Regions from separate parts of the Homo sapiens genome. Here region 2 is linked to region 1. The links are chromatin loops, found by intact Hi-C in ENCODE. Cell type or tissue: left lung. All regions are shown on one strand. Each heading gives the region's core, and the rest is flanking DNA. Links, peaks and the distances in the headings are about the cores only.

What was found. A loop is a pair of places that touch in the nucleus more often than their neighbours do. Peaks named below come from ENCODE experiments on the same cell type or tissue, not always from the same donor. Only the 100,000 strongest peaks of a DNase experiment are listed, where the experiment ranks them.
Region 2: it touches region 1 in a loop (8-fold over the local background); 4 of 110 quality-filtered maps call a loop at or near these places.

What each region holds. Positions count from the first base shown.
Region 1 is chr16:74,808,927-74,817,458 of GRCh38, reverse strand. No RefSeq gene overlaps it. Among named protein-coding and RNA genes, the nearest start is that of FA2H, 38 kb to the right of the region's middle. In left lung, for the core only: a CTCF peak has its summit at 4,211 (motif pointing left); a DNase peak (open chromatin) is centred at 4,178.
Region 2 is chr16:75,124,904-75,131,923 of GRCh38, reverse strand. It overlaps a transcript of ZFP1 not described here. Among named protein-coding and RNA genes, the nearest start is that of LDHD, 12 kb to the right of the region's middle. In left lung, for the core only: no CTCF peak of the experiment used is centred there; a DNase peak (open chromatin) is centred at 2,853.

The sequences.
Region 1 (8,532 bases), core at 2,329-6,328:
AGGCACCAGCACCCGCCTGGCAGTGCCCTCTCCTCGGAAGCCTGAGCTGAGGTTTCCCCCTAGACTCCCCTATCTATTCCTAGGTTCTAATAAACCCACCTCTCCCCCTTGTTCTCCCAGTCCTTGGGGTGGGAGTTACTTCCTGAAGTTACAATGTCTGTCTTTTGTCCTTTCCTCCAGTATTTGTTAATTCTCTCTGTTAAATTCTCTCTGCTAAGATAACTATTGTGGTTGCTGTTTTCCTGAATGGACCATGATTGATATGCTTACTAAACAATTCAAAGCTTCCTGGGGCTCAGTGGGGCCATGGATGGCTTCTGGAGGACCTCAGATCAAATGGGAGAGACTAGGGCAAAGATCATAAGGAAAAAATGGAGAGGGTCAGGCCAGATTTGACTGGCTGGGAGACAGAATCCCATGTGGACTGTGGGAAGCATCTGAAAGGATTACTATCTCTAAAGAGTTATTTTCAGCATCAAATCCTCTACAAGACCCCCAAACTCATCTTGTCCCTCCAGTCCCTTCCTAGGCAGCATCCCTAAAACCCCACCCCTTCGCCTGTGGCAGGACCCTGTCTTGTCCTCATTTCTGCACACTTATGTCACTGTTCATCTCCTCCCACCCTCAGGCCTCACAGGACTTATTTGTGGTCACCATATCAGACTGGGTTAGCTCAGTGTGGGGGCTGCTGGCACTTTGTTCATTGCTGCAACACTACTACCTGGCACATCACCCGGTTACTTCTCTTGGTTTGTCCCTGGGTTGCCACAAAGAACTTTCTCCTTCCAGCAGTTTCCTCATGCATTGCCCCAGGGTTTCTGTAGGCATCCTATCCGGGAATACTGCTTGACCCAGATTTCAAGATCACCTGGAAGGCTCTGGCAGTCTTTTCTTATAATATCCACTTTCATCAGGGTGTCCACCAGACAAATAAGTATTTCCAATTCAGGTGGTAGAAGTGGAAATTGTCATTTAAGATTCTGTTAATCTAGGATTATGTCCTCTTCTTTCTCACAGACAACAGGAACTTCGCTCCTAAGCTCCAGAAGTGATTTTGAAACATCTTTCAGTTATAGGCAGGGCTGAGCTTGTGGATGTGTGACCTGTGTAAATCACACAGGTCCCTGTGGTTGGTTTAATGCTCTGTTGTCCCCATCTTGAAATTCTTAATCATTTTTGAAGAAAAGGTCCTGCAATTTGATTTTGCACTGGGCCCTGCAAATTATGTATCTGATCCTGGATATATGGTGTGTGAAATCCTAGCAAAAGGCTATAGAGAACATTTGCATATTGAACTATGAACACAACTTGCCCCACATACTGTTCGCTCTAAACCCTGGGCTTCTGCTTGGGACAGGAAAATGATGGGAGAGTACAGCTCCCTGGAGCTGGGTCTCTATTAGACATGAGAGTCTCTGGTCCAGGCTCTGGGTAGGACAGCCAGGTCTGTCCCCATCATCTCCAGATTGTAGCATCATTTCTCCCCTACATCCAACTGCATCCTCAACAAGTGTGTGGCAGCCAGGTAGTAACAGGCAGAAGGGACAGAGCACAGGAACCAGGGGCTCATCACGGACAATCAGCATCTGCCTCTTGGCCAATGGCTACTACTTCGAAGTCTAATCGACGTCTTGAATTCACATCACAAAAGCTAAATTCTGGCACTCTCTCCATTTCTCACCACTTCCACTGCGGCCACCCTGGTCAAAGCTGCTGTTGTCTCTTGTGTGGATCATTTGCCATGGCATCCTGACTAGTCTCCCTCTTCCCATGTTTGCCCCCTCCAGTCCATTCTCAGTACAGTAGCCAGGCCATGCTGTTAAAGCAACCATAATTGACTCCTTTGAGGCAAAAAGAAATGCTATTGATAATTACAATGGATAACAGGAGTAAGCCAGTACTGGCCCTGGCAAACCAGAACATGTGATCACCTTGATTAAAACTAAGTCAGATTTCGTTCCTCCTCTGCTCAAAACCCTCTTTTAGTCCATTTTCTGTTGCTGTAACAGAATACCACAGACTGGGTAATCTATAAACAAAAGAAGTTTATTTAGCTCACAATTCTGCAGGCTGGGAATTCCAAGGACGTGGTGCCAGCATCTGGTGAGGGCCTTTTACCTTCATCCTAACATGGCAGAGGGCACCACATGGCAAGAGGGCAAAACGAAGCATGTGCAAGAGAGAGCTCACTTTGATAACAAAGGCATTCCCATGAGTACTCACTCCCCTGATGGTGACAACATGAATGCATTCATGAGAGCAGAATCCTCATTAATCCATTAACCCATTCATGAGGGCACAGTTTCTAACACATGGACTTTTGGGAGACACATTCAAACACCAGCAACTCTATGCCAGGTCCACGTTTCACACGGCATAAAAGCTGAAGTCCTTCTAAGAGGATGATTTTCTAGATCGGGTCTCCAGCTACCTCTCCGACCTCATTTATGCTTCACTCCGCCTCAGCTACACGGCTTCCTTCTGGAAGCATGCCAGGCCTATCCACCAGGGCTGCTGCACCAGCTGTTGCCTCTTCTTAAAGTTATTGTATATTTAAATAATAATGGGGCCGGGCGCGGTGGCTCATGCCTGTAATCCCAGCACTTTGGGAGGCTGAGGCGGATGGATCACCTGGGGTCAGGAGTTCAAGACTAGCCTGGCCAAGATGGTGAAACCCCACCTCTACTAAAAATACACAAATTAGCCGGGCGTGGTGGTGCACGCCTGTAATCCCAGCTACACGGGAGGCTGAGGCATGAGAATCGCTTGAACCTGGGAGGCAGAGGTTGCAGTGAGCTGAGATCGCGCCACTGCACTCCAGCCTGGGCGACACAGTGAAATTCGGTCTCAAAAAAAAAAAAATGATGATAAATAAAAATAATGGGGTGGCAAAATTCATGAGGGTGGTGTTGACTGTGCTCAGAAATCAAAAGCAATGTCCAGCTGGGCATGGTGGCTCACACCCGCAATCCCAGAACTTTCAGAGGCTAATGTGGGAGGATCGCTTGAGGCTGAGTTTGAGACCAGGCTGGGCAACTTAGTGGGACTCCATCTCTGTATAAAAGAAAAAAAGCAAGGCCTCTATATATGACCTGAGTGAATGGCTCCCACCACGCCTCCTCTTCTCAGGGGAAGAGGAAAATGCTCTTCCCCTGAGATCCACATGCCTCCTCCAAGTCTTAGTTTGTGTCACTTTCTTGGGGAGGCTTACCAGTCCCCTCCCAATTGTCCCCCAGGCTGAAATGGGGAAATGGGTATGGAGCGTGGATCTTTAGCTCTGACCTGAATGAGTAGGAGATGCTAGGTGCCGACTCCTTTCTCTGTCTCAGTGTCTGGAAACTGAACAATTGAGCCTGGATGATATCTTAGCCCCCTCCCACTCCCCACTTACCCTACGATCATGCATGCCCCGTGCTGCTCATAGCTCCTGACGGTCAAGGCAGAGAGTGGATACTGAGGAGACCCTGAGCACTAAAGCTGGGGCAAAACAGGAAATGGACAGGGAAGTCTGTTGTGCTGTTTAAATGTCTTCCATCTTGCCTCGATTTTCACTAAGGTGTTTTTTTTTTTTTTTCTTTTTTTTTTCGCCCCATCTGGAAACTGCCAGACACTAAAGGTTTCTTAACCGTGGGCATAGAATTTATGGGGTCCCTGAACTTGCAAAGGAAAATAATTAAATACTTATTCTCACTCACCTTTAAGTGATACTTGGGATTTTCTTCAATTATGAATGCAGGCAGCAAATAAACCATAGTGGTATTAGCAGTGCCAATAGAAATGGAAGGTATGTTCATGTCATATTACAGTCATTACAGTGACCTGGAAAAGTCACTTGTGCTCATTTTTTCCAAATTCCTAGATCTTGTTATTTATTCCCATCTAGTTCACGCATTTAAAAAGGTTATTCTGAGAGGAGCGCCACAGGGTAACCAGTCTGTGTACAAAGTAAGGTTAAGAGTCTCCATTAGGGGTTATTTCATTTCCCTGTGGCTCAAGCAGCTCTGAGATTTGGTTTTGAGGGGGTCTGAGACTGACTTCGCCAAGCCCGGCTCCGGGTGTGCAGGGCCCCTCGGGCAGGGGGCCGCGAGAGGGCAGGCGTGTCCCAGCCTGTTCCAGCAGCTCGGGCTGCAAAGGGCCATGCTGCTCCCGGGGTCAGCGCCGCTCATACTGGGAGCGTACGTCCACCACCTAGTGGTGAAGCGCGGCGCTGCGCTCCGCAGCCTTGGCGAGGCCCAGGCCCAGGCCCAGCCCAGGTGTCACAGCCAGCCCAGGTGTCGCAGACAGCGGGCTGCTGTTCCTGTGCCCTCACTCCGACACCTGCTCCCAGGCCCCCCTAAACGGAGGAACATTGGCAGAGCCCCAAATTTAAATGTCCTCCTTTGCAACTCTCTTCGGGTTCAGGCATACATGGCCAGGATCACTTGGTGGGAACTATTCACCCATGTCATATTTAGGGGCGTTCCTTTTTTTTTTCTTTTATTATAAATGTAGTGATGGAGTCCCGCTGTGTTACCCAGGCTGCTCTCAAACTCCCGGCCTCAAGCGATCCTCCCACCTCAGCCTCTCAAAGTGCTGGGATTGCAGGCCTGAGCCACCACGCCCAGCTTTGATTTCTGAGCACAGTCAACACAACCCTCGTGAATTTTGCCACCCCATTATTATTTAAATATGCAATAACTTTCTTTAAGGAACTCACTTTTTACCTGAAATTAATTCATATAAAATGGAAAGTTTACATCCCTATCGCAAATGGAAAACCCAGTATACTTTGCCACAAATATAAGGTAACTATAAAGACAAATACAACAAAGACAAAACAATTCTGTTACTGCTAATCAGTTCCAGCTAGGCGTAAAGACTTAGTAGCATCAAACAAAGGCTTTCTGTTTGACATGATTGGAATGACTTGGGGGAAAAAACTGAAAAGGGGATGGCTTTTTTAAACTTTGGCATTCAATGTTATTACACGAAGATCATCCCACCATTTGGAGAACACTGAGGGAGATGAGGCTGAGTCCTTGGCAGCTTCTCAGTATTCAATAACCGCACCTTGGGAGGCTGGCAATGCAGGCCAGGCCCTGGGGTAGGTGTTCTGGATGCTGGGAGGGACAGGTTATTCATAGGCTCTACTTTCAATGGGCATTTTGGAGGACTTCTCCTTTCCTCCAAGTGGATCTGGAGATTCTCCTTCCTCAGCTTCAGTGGGGAAGCCACTTGGTGTACCCCCTGCATAAGTGGCAGGTTATTTTTGTAGTTGGGCTCAGGGAAGCTACAGAGCTGGGTGTGGTAGCAGATAGAAGGAGCAAGGCCGTGATCTTGTCTGGGTACTGGGCATCCTGCCCACAAGTTCATTGTGTGGACGACATATTTCCTCAGCAGGCACTTGTCTTGAGGTCTGTGCCAGGATTTGGCCCTCAGGGTTATATGTTGCTCTGTTTAAGACTTACCCATAGGATTTCCAAAGGACAGAAAGAATTTGAATACAGATCTGGTAGCTTAGAGGGCAAGCTAAGATAATAAGTGAGAATGCAAGCATGTGTGTGTGTGTGTTAAGAACTACAGAACACTTCACACATAAGAACTTTGTACAAACCTCTGCACTAAATAATGCAGAGCACCTAAATGAAATACTAGTATGGCTTCTAACAGCATAATGCTGTGTCCCTAGGATGTTACTAGAGATAAAGAAGGACATTTTGTAATATGAGATGGGTCAATCCACAGTCTACACACATGTCAAAACATATTGTACACTATGAATCCCAAATATCTGAGATAGGTCTCAGTTAATTTGGGAAGTTTATTTTGCCAAGGTTGAGGACATGTTCCCATGACACAGCCTCAAGAGATCCTGACATGTGCCCAAGGTGATCAGGGCACAGCTTGGTTTTATACATTTTAGGGAGACATGAGACATCAATCAGTATATGTAAGATAAACATTAGTTCTTCCCAAAAAGGCAGGACAACTCAAAGCAGGGAGGGGGCTTCCAGGTCACAGGTAGGTGAGAGACAAATGGTTGCATTCTTTTGAGTTTCTGATTAGCCTCTCCAAAGGAGGCATTCAGGTATGCATTTATCTCAGTGAGCAGAGGGGTGACTTTGAATAGAGCGGGAGGCAGGTTTGCCCTAAGTAGTTCCCAGCTTGACTTTTCCCTTTAGCTTAGTGATTTTGGGGTCATAAGATTTATTTTCCTTTCACATTTCCCCCCTTTTGTTTCTAAAATCTTTTGGAGAAAGCATTATCGGAAGAAAATGAGTCCCTGGTCTCAGGTTTCATCTGCTGTCTCACAGCTAAGACAGTTTATTCCTAGACAGATAAGTTCCAAGTTATTAGGAAAGCTCATTTTTAGCAGGTTCTGAAGTCTTATGTCCTATGAAGAGAAAATAGGAGAAAGAAGGGAGAAAAACAACAACAAACAAAAGAACAATCCTGCAAAACTGATATAGACCACCTTACTCTGTAGTCCATACATCAGTAGGCAGGTATAAAAGTGGCTTATGTATGTAAAAGGTTGCTGTTATTTTCTTTTGAAGTTTAAGTTGTCTAGTTTCAGTTTGCAGGGCTTTAAGAAAGCATAGCTTAGTTTTCAGTGATTTCAAATTAGGAAAAATGTAGGGAAAAGGAAAAGAAAGAAAAAAATGAAAACATTATTTTGGAGACTTGTAGCCAGGAAAAGTTAGAATTCAGTCCAGTCTGTAGAAAATAATAAAAACAGAAAAACATTAGGCAAGACTAGAATCTAACAACAGGTGTACTTTAGTTTTTGAAACAATTTTTCTCTCTCCAGTTTCCCATTTTTACTAAAAATCATGACAAATCATGGTAGGACCAATTTGCTTTATTATACTTGGCCAAATTATTTGTATAAAGTGCAGCTAGAATAATTATTCTTCACATAGGCTTTTTAAATTGGCTTTGATGGAACTTTGTTCCATAGAAGGAATCTCAGATATGACTTTTTTAAAGCCAAGCCCAGCCATGGATTTGTACCATCAAATACCTATGAGTTGGGTGAATTCCTCTCCCCTTGAGGTCTCAAGATAACTTGGGGTTCCCAGGCCAGTCAGAAAGTGACATTCATTTCTTATCACAGGTCAAGAACCGTGTACAGGGACTGTGTAGATAAGGTATGAGGCCAGTTTTCCCAAGGGGCTTTTATTGGCTCTAAAAGACAACTTTGATTCCTTAAAGGAAAGTAAACCATTCCAGTCAAAACTTGGTAAAATAACCAGTTGCTCCAGTCATGTCCTGTTACAAATGAAAACAGATTCTTATTGCACTTATGCAAATAACTATATAGCCGTAAGTTAAGAATACTTAAAATAGTTTCCAAATTCTGGAGAAATCAGGTGGAGAGAAACAAATATACTCCAAATTTTGTTGGTAGGAGTATACTTAGTTGTTAAAAGCTGTCAATAGCACAAAAGAAAAGTTTCCTTGACTCTGAAAATTGAAAGATCAGTAACATTTTAAGCAAAAAGTCAAAAAGATTACTTCAGTCATCTATTATTTCAGTCTTTGTAGTTAATTCCTGTTCTGCTTGAAATTCATGAACATTTCAGCTCTCCATGAGTCCTGAAAGTTTTTCCTCTATTCTGATGTCACCATCTCCAAAATTATCAGAAACCTCCATTCAGGAGCCCCTATTAGAGTTTTATAGTAGATTATAAAACCACCTTCTAAAGAGAACCAAAACAAGACAACAATTGTCCATGGATGACAAAATGTTTTAGGGCAGCTATAGTCAAAGACACAATTGACAAGGAAATCTGTTACCTCTGTGGCACACAAAAATTTAACATAACAATTATTATTATTACTACTAACTATGTACACTAAGTCATATCAGAATTATAGGAGTTCCCATAATTTTGGAACACATACCAATAACATATTTATACAAATATAGCCCAAAGAAAACCAAACCATTTCATGTTTGACAATGCTTCCTGTATAATTTTTATACCAAATAGGCCAAATATGTCATTTTTGGGCTTTAGGGAACCTAATATCTAAAAAGATTAATTAGGTCATAAAAAGACGTGTAATTTTATTTTGAAAAGTTTGTCAAATATCAAAGGTTTAAAACACTTGATATCACAAAATAGGATCACAGTTCATTGTAAAATAAGTGATTCATTTAACCAAAGTGATAACTCAAGGGTTTTCTAAAAAGGTGACAACCTTCATTCTTTGAGAGAGGAGACTTAATTTTCCAAACAATAAGCCCTAATAAAAATAGCATGAAGCCAATTAAATTTGTTTTTCAAAATTTTTAAACAATCTCTAAAATGTTAATTTTGACCATAACATATAACTTCCATAAGTCTTTTTATAGCCTTTATAACCTTTAATAAGGAGTTGGTTAATACTTCAAGAAAACCTTGTTAATCTGACACAGGGCCTCATGTGCTGGTCTTGCATCAGTATGCCTTTGACATTAATGGTTAATTTATAGAGAAACTGAACTTCCTTTATCTCTCAAAATTGGCCCTTACAATCTCATGCACCTGCCTCTTCTGTGATACT
Region 2 (7,020 bases), core at 714-4,713, 320 kb before region 1:
GTGTGATCTTGGCTCACTGTAACCTCCACCTCCTGGGTTCAAGCGATCCTCCCACCTCAGCCTCCCAAGTAGCTGAGATTACAGGTGTCTGCCCCTGCACACGGCTAGTTTTTTGTATTTTTAGTAGAGACAGGGTTGTATCATGTTGGCCAGGCTGGTCTCGAACTCCTGACCTCAGGTGACCCACCCACTTCGGCCTCCCAAAGTGCTGGGATTACAGGCGTGAGCCGCTGTGCCTGGACAAGATAGACATTTTTTGAGACAATCCAGGTAAGCAACGAACCGAGGTGGACATATAAACTCATTCAAATATGGCAGGGGTGAAGGACCCAGCTAGGATGAGAGGGGAGTGTGTACCCAGCTAGGATGAGAGGGGAGTGTGCACTCCCGATTTGATGGGAAGAAAAACGAGGGTAGGTAGATCGTTGTTTTGGTGATGTTAGCAACGTGATGCTTCTCATTTGCTGTGGGAGGAAAACGAGCTAGGAATTAGCTTCAAGAACAGCAGCCGCATCACTCCAGGATGGTCCTGAGCTCTGCCCCGGGGAGGGTGAATATGAAAGAGTTGTGAAGTCTTTTCTTTCACCTACCTGGAAAACTGCTGCTCATCCTCAAATTTCCTCTTCCGGGAAGCCTCCCTGGCTTGCCCCACTGCCCAACCCCATCCCATCCTGAAAGCCCTCCCTGAGCTTCCCTCCTCATGCTCCTGAGGGTGGCCCACTCTAAGTGGGACACTGATACCTAGACTTGCAGGGTGAGGAAGAACTGGCCAGGTGGAAAGCCTGGAGAATATGCCAGACCGAGGGCACAGCGTGTGTCAAGAGCAAGCCTGGCTAGAGCTTGAGGCCCACAGGGACAGAAAGGAAAGCTGGATCTTAGGAGGTCAATGAGGAGGTTGGGAGGAAGCGGGATATAGGAAAGATGATAAATGGATATCAGGCCCTAAAAGGTGCCAGATCTGTGGGGAGGTCAGCAGGGCACAGCAGGATTTTTAAGGCCACTGCAAGGGCTTTGCATTTGTTTGAGGGGCCACAGGAAGCCACTGAAGCGTTTTAGGCCGTGGAATGGTCTTTATCCCTCAGTTTTGTCAACCAAAAAAAAAAAAAGAATCAAACTGTAAAATACTTGAAGGGATTTACTCATGTGAGTATTACGGTAGGTAGCTAGGCAGGCATGAACAGGGCAAGAGAAGGCTCCCCCTCCACCCAACAGGAAAGTCAGGCCACCCTCAGGTGATGGTCAGGCAGTTACACTGTTTCTCTAAAATAACAGTTGGTGGCAGCCTGCTCCAGGGAAAGGCAGTTTCCCAATAGATACAAAAACCTGAAACGGATGATCAGCTTCCCAATAAGATCTCAGGAGTTGGGTGACTGAGCTTGAGCATGCGTACTAAGAAGCAAAATGATGGAGTTTAAGAGATATATGACCTTCTAGGAACATTCAGCTGGTAAGGGAAGAAAGCCTCAAGTCAGCATGCGTACAAGGCCAGTCAACAAATTGCACGTTTCCCTCCCAAGCGCTAGCAGGCCACTGACCATGTGGACAACCCACCTCAAAAAAAGAATCAGGGGAGAAGGGCTGCAAGACCCCCAGAAGCGTGCCACCATATAAAACTCCAAGTCAGGCTGGACATGGTGGCTCATGTCTGTAATCCCAGCATTTTGGGAGGCTGAGGCAGGCGGATCACTGGAAGTCAGGAGTTTGAGACCAGTCGGGCCAACATGGTGAAACCCCATCTCTACTAAAAATACAAAACTTAGCCAGGTGTGGTAGTGCATACCTGTAATCCCAGCTAGCTACTGGAGAGGCTGAGGCAGGAGAATTACTTGAACCCAGGAGGTGGAGGTTGCAGTGAGCCGAGCTTGCGCCACTGCACTCCAGCTTGGGCGACAGAGTGGACTCTGTCTGAAAAAAAACAAAAAACAAAAAAACCACAAGTCAAAAGGTCAAACCACACACTTGTCTTTCAAGTTGCCCTCTTGGCCCTCTTCCAAGTGTACTTTCCTTCCTTTTGTTCCCACTCTAAAGCTTTTTAAATAAAATTTCACTCCTGCTCTAAAACTTGCCTTGGTCTCTCCTTCTGCCTTATGCCTCTGTGAACCCCAAAAATCTGAGGCAGATCTCAGTTAATTTAGAAAGTTTATTTTGCCAAGGTTGAGGACACATGCCCATGACACAGCCTCAGGAGGTCTTGGTGACATGTGCCCAAGGTGATCACAGCACAGTTTGTTTTTTTACATTTTAGGGAAACATGAGACATCAATCAACATATGTCAGATGAACATTGGTTCTGTCTGGAGAGGCGGGACAACTAGAAGTGGGGAAGGTTTTCCAGGTCATAGGTAGATAAGAGACCAATGGTTGCATTCTTTTGAGGTTCTTATTAGCCTCTCCAAGACAGGCAAAAGGATACGCATTTATCTCAGTGAGCAGAGGGGTGACTTTGAATAGAATGGGAGGCAGGTTTGCCCTAAGCAGTTCCCAGCTTGACTTTTCCCTTTAGCTTAGTGATTTTGAAGACTCAAGATATTTTCCTTCACATTCCCCCTTTTTCTTTTTAAAAATCTTTTAGAGAAAGCATTTTAGAAGAAAATCAGTCTCTGATCTCAGGTTTCATCTGATCTCTCATGGCTAGGATGGTTTATTCCTAGACAGGTAAGTCCCTAGTTGCTAGGAAAGCTCATTTTTAGAAGGTTGTGAAGTCTCACGTCCTCTGAAGAGAAAATAGGGGGAGGAAAGGAGAACAACAACAAACAAAAGAACAATCCTGAAAAATTGATATAGGCCACATTACTCCGAAGTCCATACATCAGTAGACAGATACGAAAGTGGCTGGCCCGGCGCGGTGGCTCACATCTGTAATCCCAGCACTTTGGGAGGCTGAGGCAGGCGGATCACCTGAGGTCGGGAGTTTGAGACCAGCCTGACCAACATGGAGAAACCCCGTCTCTACTAAAAATACAAAATTAGCCAGGCGTGGTGGTGCACTCCTGTAATCCCAGCTACTTGGGAGGCTGAGGCAGGAGAATAGCTTGAACCCCGGAGGCGGAGGTTGCAATGAGCCAAGATTGTGCCATTGCACTCCAGCCTGGGCAACACAAAGAGCAAAACTCTGTCTCAAAAATAAACAAACAACAAAAAAAGTGGCTTATGTATATAAATATAAATAGGTTGCTGTTATTTTCTTCTGAAGTTTAAGTTGTCCAGCTTCAGTTCACAGGGCTTTATGAAAACACAGCTTAGTTTTCAGTGACTCCAGATTAGGCAAAATGGGGAAAAAAAGAAGGAAAAATTTGAAAACATTATTTTGAAGACACGTTGCCAAGAAAAATTAGAATTTGGTTCAAACTGTAGATAATAATAAGAATTGAAAAATATTAGACAAGACTAGAATCTAACAATGAGTGTTACTATAGTTTTGGAAACATAATTTTCCTCTCTCTAGTTTCCTATTTTTACTAAAGACAAATCATGGTAGGACTGGTTTGCTTTATTGTACTTGGCCTAATTATTTGTATACACTACAGCAAAAATAATTAATGTTTACACAGGCTTTTAAACTGGTTTTGATGGAACGTTGTCCCAGAGAAGGAATCTCAGATAAGACTTTTTTTAAAGCCGAGCCCAGCCATGAATTTGTACCATCAAATACTGATGAGTTGGGTAAATTCTTCTCCTCTTGAGGTTCCAAGATAAACGTGGGGCTCCTGGGCCCCACAGTGACATTCTTTACTTACCACAGGTCAGGAACCCTTTACAGGGACTGTGTAGACAAAGGTATGAGGCCAGTTTTTCAAGGGGCTTTTATTGGCTCCATAAGTGAAGTTTGATTCCTTAAAGGAAAGCACACCGTTCTGGTCAAAGTCTTGGTAAAAATAACTAGTTTCTCCAATGGTGTCCTGTTACAAATGAAAACAGATTCTTTTTGCACTTATGCAAATAACTGTATTGTCATAAGTTAGGAATACTCACAAATAGTTTCCAAAATCTGTAGAAATCAGGTAGAGAGAAACAAATATGCTCTGAATTTTGTTCTTGAGTATACTTAACTCAATTGTTAAAAGTTGTAAATAGCTTAAAAGTTTTCTTGACTCTGAAAAGCAAAACAAAGATCAGCAATGTTTTAAGCAAAAAGTTAAAAAGATTACTTCAGACTTCTATTAGTTTAGTCCATGCAGTTAATTCCTGTTCTGCTTGATATTCATGAACATTTCAGCCCTCCCTGAATCCTGAAAGTTTTTCCTTTATGCTGATGTCACAATCTCCAAAGTTATCAGAAACCTGCATTCAAGAGCACCTGTTAGGCCAGACACAGTGACTCATGCCTATAATTTCAGCACTTTGGGAGGCTGAGGCCAGCGGATCTCTTGAGGCCAGGAGTTCAAGACCAGCCTGGCCAACATGGCGAAACCCCATCTCTACTAAACATACAAAAATTAGCCAGGCGTGGTGGTACATGCCTGCAGTCCCAGCTACTTGGGAGACTGATCTCCTCATGCTTCCCTCTTCATGCTCATGCTTTTTTTCTGAGACAGAGTCTTGCTCTGTCGCCCAGGCCGGAGTTAAGAATCACTTGAGCCCAGGAGGCAGAGGTTGCAGTGAGCTGAGATCATGCCACTGCACTCCAGCCTGAGCAACAGAGGGAGACTCTTTCCCTGCCCAAAAAAAGAGCACCTGTTAGAGTTTTAGAGTTTTACAGCTGATTATAAAACTACCTTTTATAAAATCAGTTTTATAGCTGATTGTAAAACCAAAGAGGACCAAAACAAGACGATTATCCGTGAATGACAAAAAGTTTTAGAGCAGCCATAGTCAAAGATACAATTGGCAAGGAAATTTGTTACTTCTGCAGCACACAATAATTTAACATAACAATTATGGTTATTACTGATAATGTACATTAAGTCAGATCAGAATTATAGGAGTTTCTCATAATTTTGGGACACATACCAATAACATATTTATAGGAATACAGCCCAAAGAAAACCAAACACCATTTTATATTTGACAATGCTTCCTGTATAATTTTTAGACCAAATAAGCCAAATATGTCATTTTTGGATTTTAGAGAACCTATTAATAACATTTTAAAAGACTAGTTAGGTCAGAAAAAAACATAATTTATAATTTTATCTTGGAAAGTTTGTCAAATATCAAAGGTATAAAACACTTGATATTACAAAATAGGATTACAAGTCATTGCAAAATAATTCATTTAACTGGCTGGGCGTGCTGGCTCATGCCTGTAACCCCAGCATTTAAGGAGGCCAAGGTGGGTGGATCACCTGAGGTCAGGATTTTGAGACCAGCAGGCCAACATGGTGAAACCCCATCTCTACTAAAAATACAAAAATTAGCCTGGTGTAGTGGCGCATGCCTGTAATCCTAGCCACCCAGGAGGCTGAGGCAGGAGAATCACTTGAACCTGGGAGGCAGAGGTTGTAGTAAGCCAAGATTGCACAATTGCACTCCAGCCTGGGTGACAGAACAAGACTCTGTCGAGGCGGGTGGACTTTGCAAGGCTGAGGTGGGCAGATCATGAGGTCAAGAGATTGAGGTCATCCTGGCCAACATGGTGAAAACCTGTCTCTACTAAAAATAAAAAAATTACCTGGGCATGGTGATGCACGCCTGTAGTCCCAGCTACTTGGGAGGCTGAGGCAGGAGAATCGCTTGAACCTGGGAGGCGGGGGTTGCAGTGAACCGAGATCGTGCCACTGCACTCCAGCCTGGCGACACAGCAAGACTCTGTCTCACAAAAGTAAATAAATAAATTAGTTAATTAATTAAAAGAAGAATTCATTTAACCAAAGTGATAACTCAAGGATTTAAAAAATACAGTGAAAACCTTCATTCTTTTTTTTTTTTTTTTTTGAGATGGAGTTTTGCTCTGTTGCCCAGGCTGGAGTTCAGGGGGTTGATCTCAGCTCACTGCTCACTGCAACCTCTGCCTCCCAGATTCAAGCGATTCTCCTTGCCTCAGCCTCCTGAGTAACTGGGATTACAGGCACCTGCCATCATGCCTGGCTAATTTTTGTATTTTGGTAGAGATGGGGTTTCACCATGTTAGCCAGGCTGGTCCTGAACTCCTAACTTCAGGTGATCTGCCCTCCTCGGCCTGCCAAAGTGCTGGGCTTACAGTCATGAGCCACCGCACCCGGCCTGAAAACCTTCATTCTTTAAGAGAAGAGATTTAAATGATAAGCCCTAGTAAAAACAACATGAAGCCAATTAAATTTGTTTTCCAAAATTTTATAAACAATTTATAAAATTTTCATCTTGATCATAAAATACAACTTCCAGCTGGGCACGGTGGCTCAGGCCTGTAATCCCAGCACTTTGGAAGGCCCAGGTGGGTGATCACTTGAGGTCAGGTGTTCAAGACCAGTCTGACAAACATGGTGAAACCCTGTCTCTACTAAAAAAATACAAAATTAGCCAGGTGTGGTGGTGCATGCCTGTAATCCTAGTTACCTGGGTGGGTGAGGCAGGAGAAATCTCTTGAACCTAGGAGGTGGAGTCTGCAGTGAGCTGAGATTGTGCCATTGCACACCAGCCTGGGCGACAAGAGCCAAACTCCGTCACAAAACAACAAACAAACAAACAAAAGTACATACAGGCAGATAGAAGGATGTGATAATTTTAATTAAAAAAAAATTTTTTTCGAGATAGAGTCTTGCTCTGTTGTCCCAGCTGGAGTGCAGTGGCATGACCTCAGCTCACTGTAACCACTGCTTCCTAGGTGCAAGCAATTCTCCTGCCTCAGCCTCCCAAATAGCTGGGATTACAGGTGCGTGCCACCATGCCTGGCTAATTTTTGTATTTTTAGTACAGATGGGGTTTCACCATGTTGGCCAGGCTGGTCTCAAACTCCTGACCTTTGATCCACCCACCTCGGCCTCCCAAAGTGTTGGGATTCCAGACCTTAGCCAGTGAGCCCAGCCCATTCCTCTTTCTTAAACTACCAGCCATTTTACTTTAGTACTAAATTTATCATACAAAATTCTTTCTCATATGAAA